Regions from separate parts of the Homo sapiens genome. Here regions 1 and 3 are each linked to region 2. A link is a contact called in ENCODE Hi-C or POLR2A ChIA-PET data. All regions are on one chromosome and are shown on one strand. Each heading gives the region's core, a stretch centred on a gene start or an enhancer-like site at or near the end of the contact. The rest is flanking DNA. Distances are from core to core; before and after follow the strand shown.

The links. Hi-C counts contacts between places; a loop is a spot of excess contacts on that map. ChIA-PET counts read pairs that join two places held with the same protein, here RNA polymerase II (POLR2A). Pooled maps may share reads with other maps.
Region 1: a map of naive thymus-derived CD4-positive, alpha-beta T cell shows a loop between it and region 2 (19-fold over the local background). The contact joins the promoter of SLC35C1 here to the promoter of ACCS in region 2. A Hi-C loop is called at or near these places in 1 of 168 maps with a recorded cell type or tissue (naive thymus-derived CD4-positive, alpha-beta T cell), 1 of 37 single-sample maps with no recorded cell type and 7 of 50 pooled maps. POLR2A ChIA-PET finds 5 or more read pairs at or near these places in 1 of 52 experiments (GM12878).
Region 3: a map of CD8-positive, alpha-beta T cell shows a loop between it and region 2 (7-fold over the local background). The contact joins the promoter of PRDM11 here to the promoter of ACCS in region 2. A Hi-C loop is called at or near these places in 1 of 168 maps with a recorded cell type or tissue (CD8-positive, alpha-beta T cell), 1 of 37 single-sample maps with no recorded cell type and 7 of 50 pooled maps.

Annotation. Positions count from the first base shown.
Region 1 is chr11:45,803,195-45,806,398 of GRCh38, forward strand. SLC35C1 (solute carrier family 35 member C1) reads left to right here and starts at 1,955. Exons shown (of 2, transcript NM_018389.5): 1 at 1,955-3,142. The coding sequence starts at 2,608. RefSeq lists an enhancer at 750-909 and silencers at 1,080-1,249, 1,980-2,209.
Region 2 is chr11:44,064,869-44,068,202 of GRCh38, forward strand. ACCS (1-aminocyclopropane-1-carboxylate synthase homolog (inactive)) reads left to right here and starts at 1,402. Exons shown (of 15, transcript NM_032592.4): 1 at 1,402-1,833; 2 at 2,760-3,047. The coding sequence starts at 2,760. RefSeq lists enhancers at 1,042-1,171, 1,272-1,361, 1,382-1,571.
Region 3 is chr11:45,145,372-45,148,702 of GRCh38, forward strand. It overlaps PRDM11 (PR/SET domain 11), which reads left to right and starts at 1,268. Exons shown (of 8, transcript NM_001384648.1): 1 at 1,268-1,506. LOC105376652 (a long non-coding RNA gene) reads right to left here and starts at 1,412. Exons shown (of 6, transcript XR_931241.3): 1 at 1-1,412. RefSeq lists silencers at 1,669-1,748, 1,829-2,018.

The DNA.
Region 1 (3,204 bases), core at 705-3,204, 1.7 Mb after region 2:
TGCAGTTAGGATCTGAGAGTTTAAGCGTACTATATAGGTTTTACCTTTTTATTCTGGAAATTTGCAAATGTACACAAAAGTAAGGAAACTCTTATAATGGGTCCTTGTGTATCTACGCCTAGCTACAACTATCAATGGCTTATCTTATTTAATCTATCAACCTTTTAAAAAAAATCTTTTTGAGGTCAGGCACGGTGGCTCACGCTTGTAATCCCAGCACTTTGGGAGGCCGAGGCCGGCGGATCACCTGAGGTCAGGAGTTAGAGAACAGCCTGGCCAACACGGCGAAACCCGGTCTCTACTAAAAATACAAAAAATAACCGGGCGTGGTGGTGGACGCCTGTAATTCCAGCTATTCGGGAGGCTGAGGCAGGAGAATCGCTTGAACCCGGGAGACGGAGGTTGCAGTGAGCTGAAATAGCACCACTGCACTCCAGCCTGGGCGACGGAGCGAGACTCCGTCCCAAAAAGAATAAATAAATAAAAATAAAAAATATTTTTGGTAAGTATTCTTAGTATTTTAAAACAAATCCCAGCCATGACATCATCTTACCCGTTAATTAAATGGCACTAATTAAATGGTGCTTGAAATATTACAAACATCTATGTTCGACCATACCACCTAGAGTTCTGGGCAAGAAGGTTGGGACCCACAGGTCAAGCCTAGCCCCTTAGTTTTACCATGAAGATAACTCAGGCCGTCGGAGAAAGTGGCCTGCCCAACGCAGGTGCTAGAGCGCGAACCAAGAGAAGTCGATCCTCCTGGTCTCCCCGGCTGCCTGGTGAGTGGCAGACCACAGGCTAGACTTCCCAGGCCCCGGCCCTGGAAGGGGCGGGGAACCCTCCCCCTCACTGCCAGCTGGAAGAATCCGAGCGGTCCCCGCACGCACTTCTGGAAGTGCAAGCCGGTAGCGCGGCGGGCCAGGGATACAGCCAAGTCCCGGGACGTGCCAGCTGCGGTAACTGAAGCCGGGTCCCGGGCGGGCGGGGGTACCAGGGACAGGAGTAGCCTTGGAAAGAGGAGAGGGCCTCCTCCCACGACCGTCCGGATCACCGCCTCTCCGCCGGCACCCCCGGGGCCCATGCCGCGAACAGGCCGGCGAGGCTGGCAAGGTGCCCGGGCCCGGGGCGGAAAGCAGGAAGTCGATCCCGCGGGCGCGGCCCAGGGTGCGGCGCTGCAGATGCAGCACGGGGTCGCGGGGCGGGCGCCCAGTGCACCGGAGGAGGTGAGCGCCAGGTCGCCTTCGCGGCCCGGGGACACAGGCAGGGACGCGGGAGCTGATGCGGCTGGACCGGCCGGGGAAACAGTATTTTCTGGAAGGGGTAAGAGATGCTGTCTTGAGCCTTTGGAATCTCGGATCCGGGCCGCCCAGAGGACCTCGACAGGAGCACAGGGAGGACAAACTGAAGTCCGAGAGAGGCGGCGTGGCCTCCGGCCTCGGGGAGCGCTGCCGGGGGTCTCGGGCTTGGGAGAGGGCCTGGGGGCGGTGAAAATGGGGGGAAAGGAGGGGACCACAACATTGTTATGGAAGAGTGAGCTCGGATTGGCAGAGGGACGCGGGGCTGCAACGCGAGTCTCCGGAGGTGGAGGGGTCCAGGCTGATGTAGCGCCGCCCGGGTCCTGGGTCGGGGTTCCGGGAAGTGGACCTGCGAGCCAAGCCTAGCCAAGTCGGGGGACGGAGGCTCCGGGGCGGACGGAGCTGAGGGTGGGCAGGCGAGGTTGATGGAGCCCTTCCAGGAAGCAGGGCGAGGCTCAAGCACCCAGAAAAACCTGTGGCTGCCGAGGTCCCCCGCCAGCAGCGGGCAGCGGAGCGCAGGGGCGGGGCTGGGGACTGGCGAACTCCGCCTCTCTGGGGCTGTCGCTTTAAGGGCAAGGCGGGGCGTGCGGGCCCTTTAAGGCCACGTGGGGGCGTGTCAGGAAGTGAGTCCAGGGCCCGCCTCCCGGGGAGTCGGCCTCGGATGTCCGGAGGCTCCTGGGCTGAGCCGGCGACAGAGCCCGGGAAGGCAGCGAGACGTGGGCGCCGGCCCAGCCCCCTCCCGCGTCCTTCAGCCCCAAGCCCCGAGCCCCTCTGACCCTTCCGCAGCCCTCCCTCCAGCCGCGCCCGGCCTCCGGCAGCTCCCTGTACGCCTCCCTCCCCCTGCCCGCCCCTCCCTCCCACAGCCGCCCATGACGCCCTCTCGGCACCTCTTCCCACTCTGCCACGCGTCCTTTTCCTGCACCTTCGCCCCGCGTACCTACTCCTGCCCCGCCCTGCCATTCCTCTCCCCTCCCTTCTCTCTGCGACCCCTCCCTGTTAGGCCCCAGCCTCTTCTCCCCTCACAGGTCTTCTCTGTCCTGGCCTCACCGCCTTATCCTATTCCTCTCCCTTGCCCTGTGTCTTGTCTCAGAGCCCCCTCGGGGTGGGAGTAGGTTGTGGAGCAGCACAACTGGGCTCACCCCAAAGCAGAACTTCTCAATCCATGAGGACAATGGGGAGGCCTTTAGGCCAGCCCACATGTGACAATGGAGGGCTGCGGCTTCCTTGCGGAGAGCACAAGTGAGCTCACTGCCCTGGACTCCAGGGAATCAGAGTTCTGGCCGCGGGGTGACCCAGCTCCTCTGCTACCATGAATAGGGCCCCTCTGAAGCGGTCCAGGATCCTGCACATGGCGCTGACCGGGGCCTCAGACCCCTCTGCAGAGGCAGAGGCCAACGGGGAGAAGCCCTTTCTGCTGCGGGCATTGCAGATCGCGCTGGTGGTCTCCCTCTACTGGGTCACCTCCATCTCCATGGTGTTCCTTAATAAGTACCTGCTGGACAGCCCCTCCCTGCGGCTGGACACCCCCATCTTCGTCACCTTCTACCAGTGCCTGGTGACCACGCTGCTGTGCAAAGGCCTCAGCGCTCTGGCCGCCTGCTGCCCTGGTGCCGTGGACTTCCCCAGCTTGCGCCTGGACCTCAGGGTGGCCCGCAGCGTCCTGCCCCTGTCGGTGGTCTTCATCGGCATGATCACCTTCAATAACCTCTGCCTCAAGTACGTCGGTGTGGCCTTCTACAATGTGGGCCGCTCACTCACCACCGTCTTCAACGTGCTGCTCTCCTACCTGCTGCTCAAGCAGACCACCTCCTTCTATGCCCTGCTCACCTGCGGTATCATCATCGGTGAGTGGCAGCTGGGGCCACGGGGGATAGAGTGGTCATGGGGACTGAAGCAGTGAAGAACA
Region 2 (3,334 bases), core at 152-2,651:
GTTCAAGACCAGTCGGGACAATATGGTGAAACTCCATCTCTACTAAAAATACAAAAATTAGCCAGGCGTGGTGGTGCGTGCCTGTAGTCCCAGCTACTGGGGAGGCTGAGACAAAAGAATTGCTTGAACCCGGGAGGCGGAGGTTGCAGTGAGCAGAGATTGTGCCACTGCACTCCAGCCTGGATGACAGAGCGAGACTCCGTCTCAAAAAAACAAAAAAACATAAAAACCTTTTTTTGGTAGAGACACGGTCTCTCTATGTTGCCCAGGCTGGTTTCAAACTCCTGGGTTCAAGGGATGCTCCCACCTTGTCCTCTCAAAGTGTTGGCATTACAGGCGTGGGCCGCCACACCTAGCCAGAGTTCAACAAATATTGCAGGCACGTGTGGGAGACCAGGACATGCCTCCCCAAAACATGAAGGATTGTGCTAAAGACAAGCAGCAGCACATTCAGGAAAGCTCTCTACCCTGGCCCTATTTGCCTAAAAGTAGGACACAGGTTTACAAAGACAAAAGGTATCCTGTCCCTCTGTCTACCTAGGAGAACAAAGACAACTTTAGACCCCTATGGCCTGGAGATGGTACCAGAGGAATTTACATTAACAAGCTTGACTAACTGGCCTTTGTCTTTTTTTTTTTTTTTTTTTTTTGCCTTCTCACAAGTTGCCTCCTGGAGAGACTCAAAGCCCTATTTCTTTGTCTTGTAACTTAAAAAAATTACTGTTCTTTGTTGAAGATGCTATAAAAACTGGAATTCAAAGTCACCTCTTCCAGAACGACTCATTCCCTCCAGATTTCTCATGTATAAATGAAATACACATGTCAGTAAATTTCTGTCTGTTTTTCTCTTGTTAATTTGTCTTTTGTAACAGGAGTCTCCCCCAACTAAGAACCTATGAGGGCTACAGAAAATCCCCTACAAATGAAAGGGGCAGAAATGACAAACTGCGATGAAAGGCCATAAGGATGCTCACACCCGAATCTAAAAAGCCCTTTGTGTGGGCCGCAGCCAAGCATACTTTGGCAAGAAATTTCTGTGGCTCTAACCTCCTTTGAAAACTGGAGAACCAAGGCCAGGAGGCAGAAGGAGGTGGCAGACCCGGCCCGGCGGCGGCCCAGCACGCGCAGGCCACCCAGAGTGGAGGTGGGAAACGGCATTACGCCCCTTTCCCTTTTCCTGGTCCCGCGGTGCTACCTCGTGTGCCACCCTTAAAGCGTAGTCCCCGCCGAGACCGCCCCCGCCTGAGTGGCAAGGGGACGAACTGCGCCCTGAACAGGCCTGGAAGCCCAACCCGGTGCGGACCGCCCTCAGTCTCCTAGTCCGGGCGCGCTGAGCGCAGGGGGGCGCTGTCCTCACCCACGCGTAAGTCGCCGCAGGGCGTTTCCGGGCGGAGAAAACCTACACGTGATGGGCGCCCACCGAGTGCCAGCACCGCCTCCTCCAGCTCCGCCAAGTAGGTGGGATCCACTACTTTGCAGAGGAGGAAGCCGTTCAGGCCTCCCTCTGTGCACTTTGCAAAAGCCTCTGCCCTTCCATCTCGAATCCCTTGGCGCCGATCACACTTCCTCTGCCTGGAAACCTGGAGCCGTCTCTCGCGAGACGTCCTCCGCCCTGTAGAAGGCCGTTTCGGTTCTTCGTGCGCGGTAGCCGCCCCACTTGCGGGATTCCAAGGCCTCATCGAGTGCGGGTATCTGGCTGTGGATTCGCCGCCGTCCTGCTGGACGCCTGGAGGCTCGAACCCCGCCGCCCCCCTACCCCAGGCTTTACTCCCACCCCGGCTTCCGCCCACTGTGCTGCCCTTCCTCGGACCTGGGCTGTCGGGAGAGCTGGAGGTGAGCGCTCTTGGGAGAGCCCAGCCAATTTAAAGAGTACCCCTGAGAAGACTTTGCGGAGGAAAATTTAACTGCGGGTACCCGCTGAGTTTATGGTGCGCCCAGTGTTACCAGAGCTTGTGTTGTGCATCAGGACTGGGAAAATTGGCAAGGAGTTACGCTATAATGACTCATATTTTATTGAACTTTGGTCATCAGCCAGGATTTGTTCTAAGTACTTTATTGTCACTAACATATATATTTATGTCTTCACGGCCACCCCGAGGTGGTTACTGTTATATCCACTGTGCAGATGAGGAAACTAAACTGGCTTAGAGAAGTGAAGGAGTTCACACCCGCGGGCAGGAGTAGACCACCCTCTCCTTGGTGTCCACACCTCGTTTCTTCAGGACTGAAGAGGCAGGCCCTGGAGCTCTGCCTGGGTTGCCTGCACTTGTGGAGGTTCCCATTCCTCCCTTCCCTCAGTTCCTACCCGCCATCTGCCTCAGAACACCACATAATCTCATCCTACCCTTTACACCACAAGACCCCCAGGACTCCCAGGCAATACTCTGCTTTAACTCAGGAAATTTTAACCTGGCATTTGGTAATTGAGGTGAGCAAGGGTGGAAAAAGAATGTTGATGACCCCTTAGGCTGGAGAGTGAAAAACTTTTGCAGAAGTAGAACACGCTAAAGCAGCAATACATTAAAGTCACGTCAATGTGGCAAGTGCAGTCCCTGGCACGTACTAGGTCCTTAACAGATTTTTCTTGTTGAAGTCGTTGCACATATGGTTACAGCTAAGGGACACAGGAAGTGATGAGTGCATAAACCTAAAGGAAGGGGCAGATAAGAGAAAGGGGACTCCCATGACTCCAACTCCTTTCTGATGCTTGGTGCTATGGAAATCCCTTGAGCAGGCCTGTGCGTTTTGTCTTTTTGCAGATGTTCACCCTTCCTCAAAAGGACTTCAGGGCTCCCACCACCTGTCTGGGCCCCACCTGCATGCAGGACCTGGGCAGTAGCCATGGGGAAGATCTGGAAGGAGAATGCTCCAGAAAACTGGACCAGAAGCTGCCAGAGCTCCGTGGAGTGGGTGATCCTGCCATGATCTCCTCTGATACCTCCTACCTGTCCTCTAGAGGAAGAATGATTAAATGGTTCTGGGATTCAGCTGAGGAGGGCTACAGGACCTACCACATGGATGAGTATGATGAGGACAAGAACCCCAGTGTGAGTGAAGCTCCCCTCCCACTGGGACCCAAGAGAGAACTGCAGGGTGGGGTACCCTACCTTGACCAATAAGGCAGCATCCAGCCTGCTCTTATGAGGTTGGAGTTATGGTACTCTGACCTCCAAGAGGGCTTCTGATGTAGCTTAGAGAGGCCCCAGTGTACTGCCTGGATCAGGAAATGGTCCATTTAGAATATAGGGGACCTTGATTTCTGAGGGAGGAATTCAAGAACCATATGATGTTCTATGGATTCTGACCCACGACCTGTCGACTATCCAACTTTAGA
Region 3 (3,331 bases), core at 18-2,517, 1.1 Mb after region 2:
CATCCAGATTCCAAAAGCCATGAGCACCCCCATCTGACCATGAACGCCCATCTGACCATGAACGCCCATCTGCGGATCGCCAGCAGCAAGGTTGACACGGAACTCCTTCCGCCTTGGGAGGAGGCTTCCCTGGGGTAGTACCCTCTGGGGGCCGTCTGGGCAACTCTTGCAGGGCTTCGTGGATGTTTGGGGAAAGCACTGGACAGCGCCTCGCCCAGGTGCCTTCCTGGGAATCACCAACTGGGGTTTACTGCCCCAATTTTGGAGCTTGCACAGAGCATCCTCCCTTGGTAGGAGAGACGTCGCCATTGGGCCACAGGACTTGTAGAGGACGCCACGAGAAAGGGGTTGATTGGGGAATGGTTGTCCTGGTTACGCCACCCTGCAGTGTCCCTTGCCCTCCTCCAAGGCTTCCAGCCCCATCGCAACCTGTCAGTTTTCCAGGCGCTCAGGAAAGCATGTCAAGCACTCAAGCACTCTGTGACAATTCCACCCCCGGCCCAGTCTTTCCCTCTTCACCCCCTCTCTGTGATGTCGAATCCCATTTCACAGATGGAGAAACTGAGGAATCGAGCAAGTGAATGCCGCTTAAACATCTTTTCCAAGCCAGCCAGGGACCAGCCCCTCCAGTTCTCAGAATCTCTCTCCCTCTGTAACATATTTTGACTTGAAGAACATGTGCGATTCGTGACTACAAAACCGCAACCCCACATAAAGAGTTAATATTTTTAACGAACCCCAAGCCCCTCACCCTCAGCCTTCGCGGGACGCCTGCGTCTCGCAACTTCAGTTTGTATCTCCAAACTGCTGAGCATTCAAAGGGTTAAATGGGACCGGGAGGGGGCCAGCCGCGGAGCCCTGAAAGGGTTAAAAATCCAAACGCGTCGACTCCCCCCGACTATTTGGTTCCAAATGGACAGCCACGCGACCGGGAGAGCCAGGGAGCCCCCCTCACAATGACTTTATTAAAATTTGAGAACTTTTACTTCTGACCCCAAAAAAGTATCCCAGTTCGAAAGTTCTCTCTTAACCTTTTCTTTTTTTCATCTATTTTTTTCTCGATTTCTCCACGGGCTGGATTATAAAACGCTCCCTCTCCCTTTGGGTTTGGAGAGCCGGGTTCCCCCCTCCGGGCAGGGCGCGGGCCTAAGGGGCCCCGGGAGTTTTCTCCGGGGCCGGGTCGGGACGCGGCTGGTGAGTCCCGGCTCCGGCCCCTGAATTGGGGGGTCCGCGTCTGCCCCAAACGCCGCTTTCTTCCGTTTTCCATGTCATTTCCTGTACTAATAAGATGGTGGTCAAAGCAGGGGAGGAGAGCAGCAGCGAGTCGCCGCCGCCGCCGCGCCGAGGCTGGCGCTGAAACTTTGCCTCGCCGGGGACCAGCGCGCCCGCAGCGCGGCCGCTCCCTCCGCGGGGGCCGCCAGCCGAGGCCGCGCCGCCTCCGCCGAGCCGCCCGCCGGGCCGCTCTCGCCGCCCGGGCCCCGCGGCTGCCGCAGCATTCCCGGGAAGGTGAGTCAGCCCCGGTAGCCAATGTGGCCATTGAAAATGGCTTCGGAGAGCGCTCGGCAGTTTGCCAGCGAGCGCGGGGGCCGCCGGTGCGGGGGCCGGGAGCGGCGGCTGGGGGCGGGGGCGGCCGGGGGTCTCGGCGCGGGCGCGGGGCGGGGGTCCGGACGGCGCCGGCGCGGGGTGGGGGGCGGCCCGCCGTGGCCGCGAGGTGGGTGAACCCTCGGCAGGTAGCTGCCGCCGCCGCGGGAGCCGGGGGCCGCCCTCCGCCTCCTTCCTCCCAGCTCGCTCGCTCCTCGCCTTGTTACAATGTAGCCTTTTCTCTCCGCAAGCGGCGCGCCCGCTGACGGACGTGGCCGCCGACCAATGGGAGTGGCGGCCCGGGCCGAGCGCTCGGAATGAGAACGCGGTGACACGGACGGGGCGGGGCGCGGACGCCGACGCCAGAGGGCTCGCCGCGGCCGCCGGCCTAGTTCTCGCGGACGCCCTCGGCCCCGCGCCGGGGGCTGCTGCGGGGTGCTCGGGGATGAAGGTGGGAGGCGTCCTTTGGGATGCGACGAAGCCTTCTCCATCGCGGTTCGCGATTGCCCGCGAAGCGTGGCCGAGCCGGAGGGCATTTCTGGAATGCGTTTTAAGTGTCAGTTGCGGTGTAGACTCTTCGGGAAACCTCTCCGGAGCGTAGCCTCCACCCCCCACTCGCAGTCCCCAAGGTACTCTCCTATGCAGAAACTGCAGAAACTTAGCGGCCAATGACCTCTCTCCGGTCAAGGCCAGCGTGCTCTAGGCGAGTCGCTGCAAAGAGAATACCAATGTCTTGGGCGATGCTGGTGAAAAATTGCTGGTGTGTGTCTAGAGCCCAGTTGGGAGATGGGGGCTTAGAACCCCCCAGGCTGGGCTGGGATTTAGGGGAGAAAAATGTGAAACGTCTCCTCTTTCCTAGACGTTTGCTTCGTGTGGAGAAAGGCTGTGCTGTATAATTTAGAGTGGCTGTAAGGAAACACACCCAGCCCTTTGTGCGTGGGGCCAGGAGGCAATGATGAGAGATTGCTCTTGGTACCTGGAAACCCTATAAACTTTGGGGGTTTGGGGACAGAAGAATTTTCTGTGGAGCATGATGCCTGTAGCAACCAAGCTGGTCCTTGCCCACATTTCCTCTTGGGAGGGAGGAAGGTTCGGGCTTTCCTAGGGTCATTGTTGGAGGTGTAGGGTCGTAGTTGGGGAGCAGGGCACAGTCTTTGCCCGCCGACTCTCTGAAAGGTGGACAAGCAGAGTTCTATAGGGCACGTGTAGAAACCTTCCCTTCTGGGAATAGAGCCCAGACCTCTTGCTGTATTCAGTTTAATGGAAAGGCTTTCTCTCTTTGAATTCTACCTCCTCCTCATAGTCACTGTCTGACTTTGGACTTCACATCGTTGTCTTTGGCCTCTCTGAGCCTTGTGTCTCCATCCCTGAGTCCAACAAAACCTGCCCGGCAAGGAAGTTGTGAAATTAAATGAGATAGCAAAGATGAAATGCCTGTTCCAGGGCCTGGCATACTGTTTAAGAAGTGTTCTCCCCCAGAATCACGGCAGAAGGTACTGACCTGGGAATATCAGAATTGCCCCCACAGACCCCACCGTGGTCCATCCAGTCTCAAACTGACAGGGCCCCAAGGAACAGCTGGTGGCAGGGTCTCGTTTCCTTCCCTGGTGACGTTCACAAAGATGAGGGACTCCCCTCAGTTGTCCTAGGAGTCCTAGATTGGTCATGATAGCCATCACCTCTGCACTTATGGACTCATTTGACCTGAGTTACAGTTCTGTCGTCTAGACTTCTTGGGTTGATGTGTTCC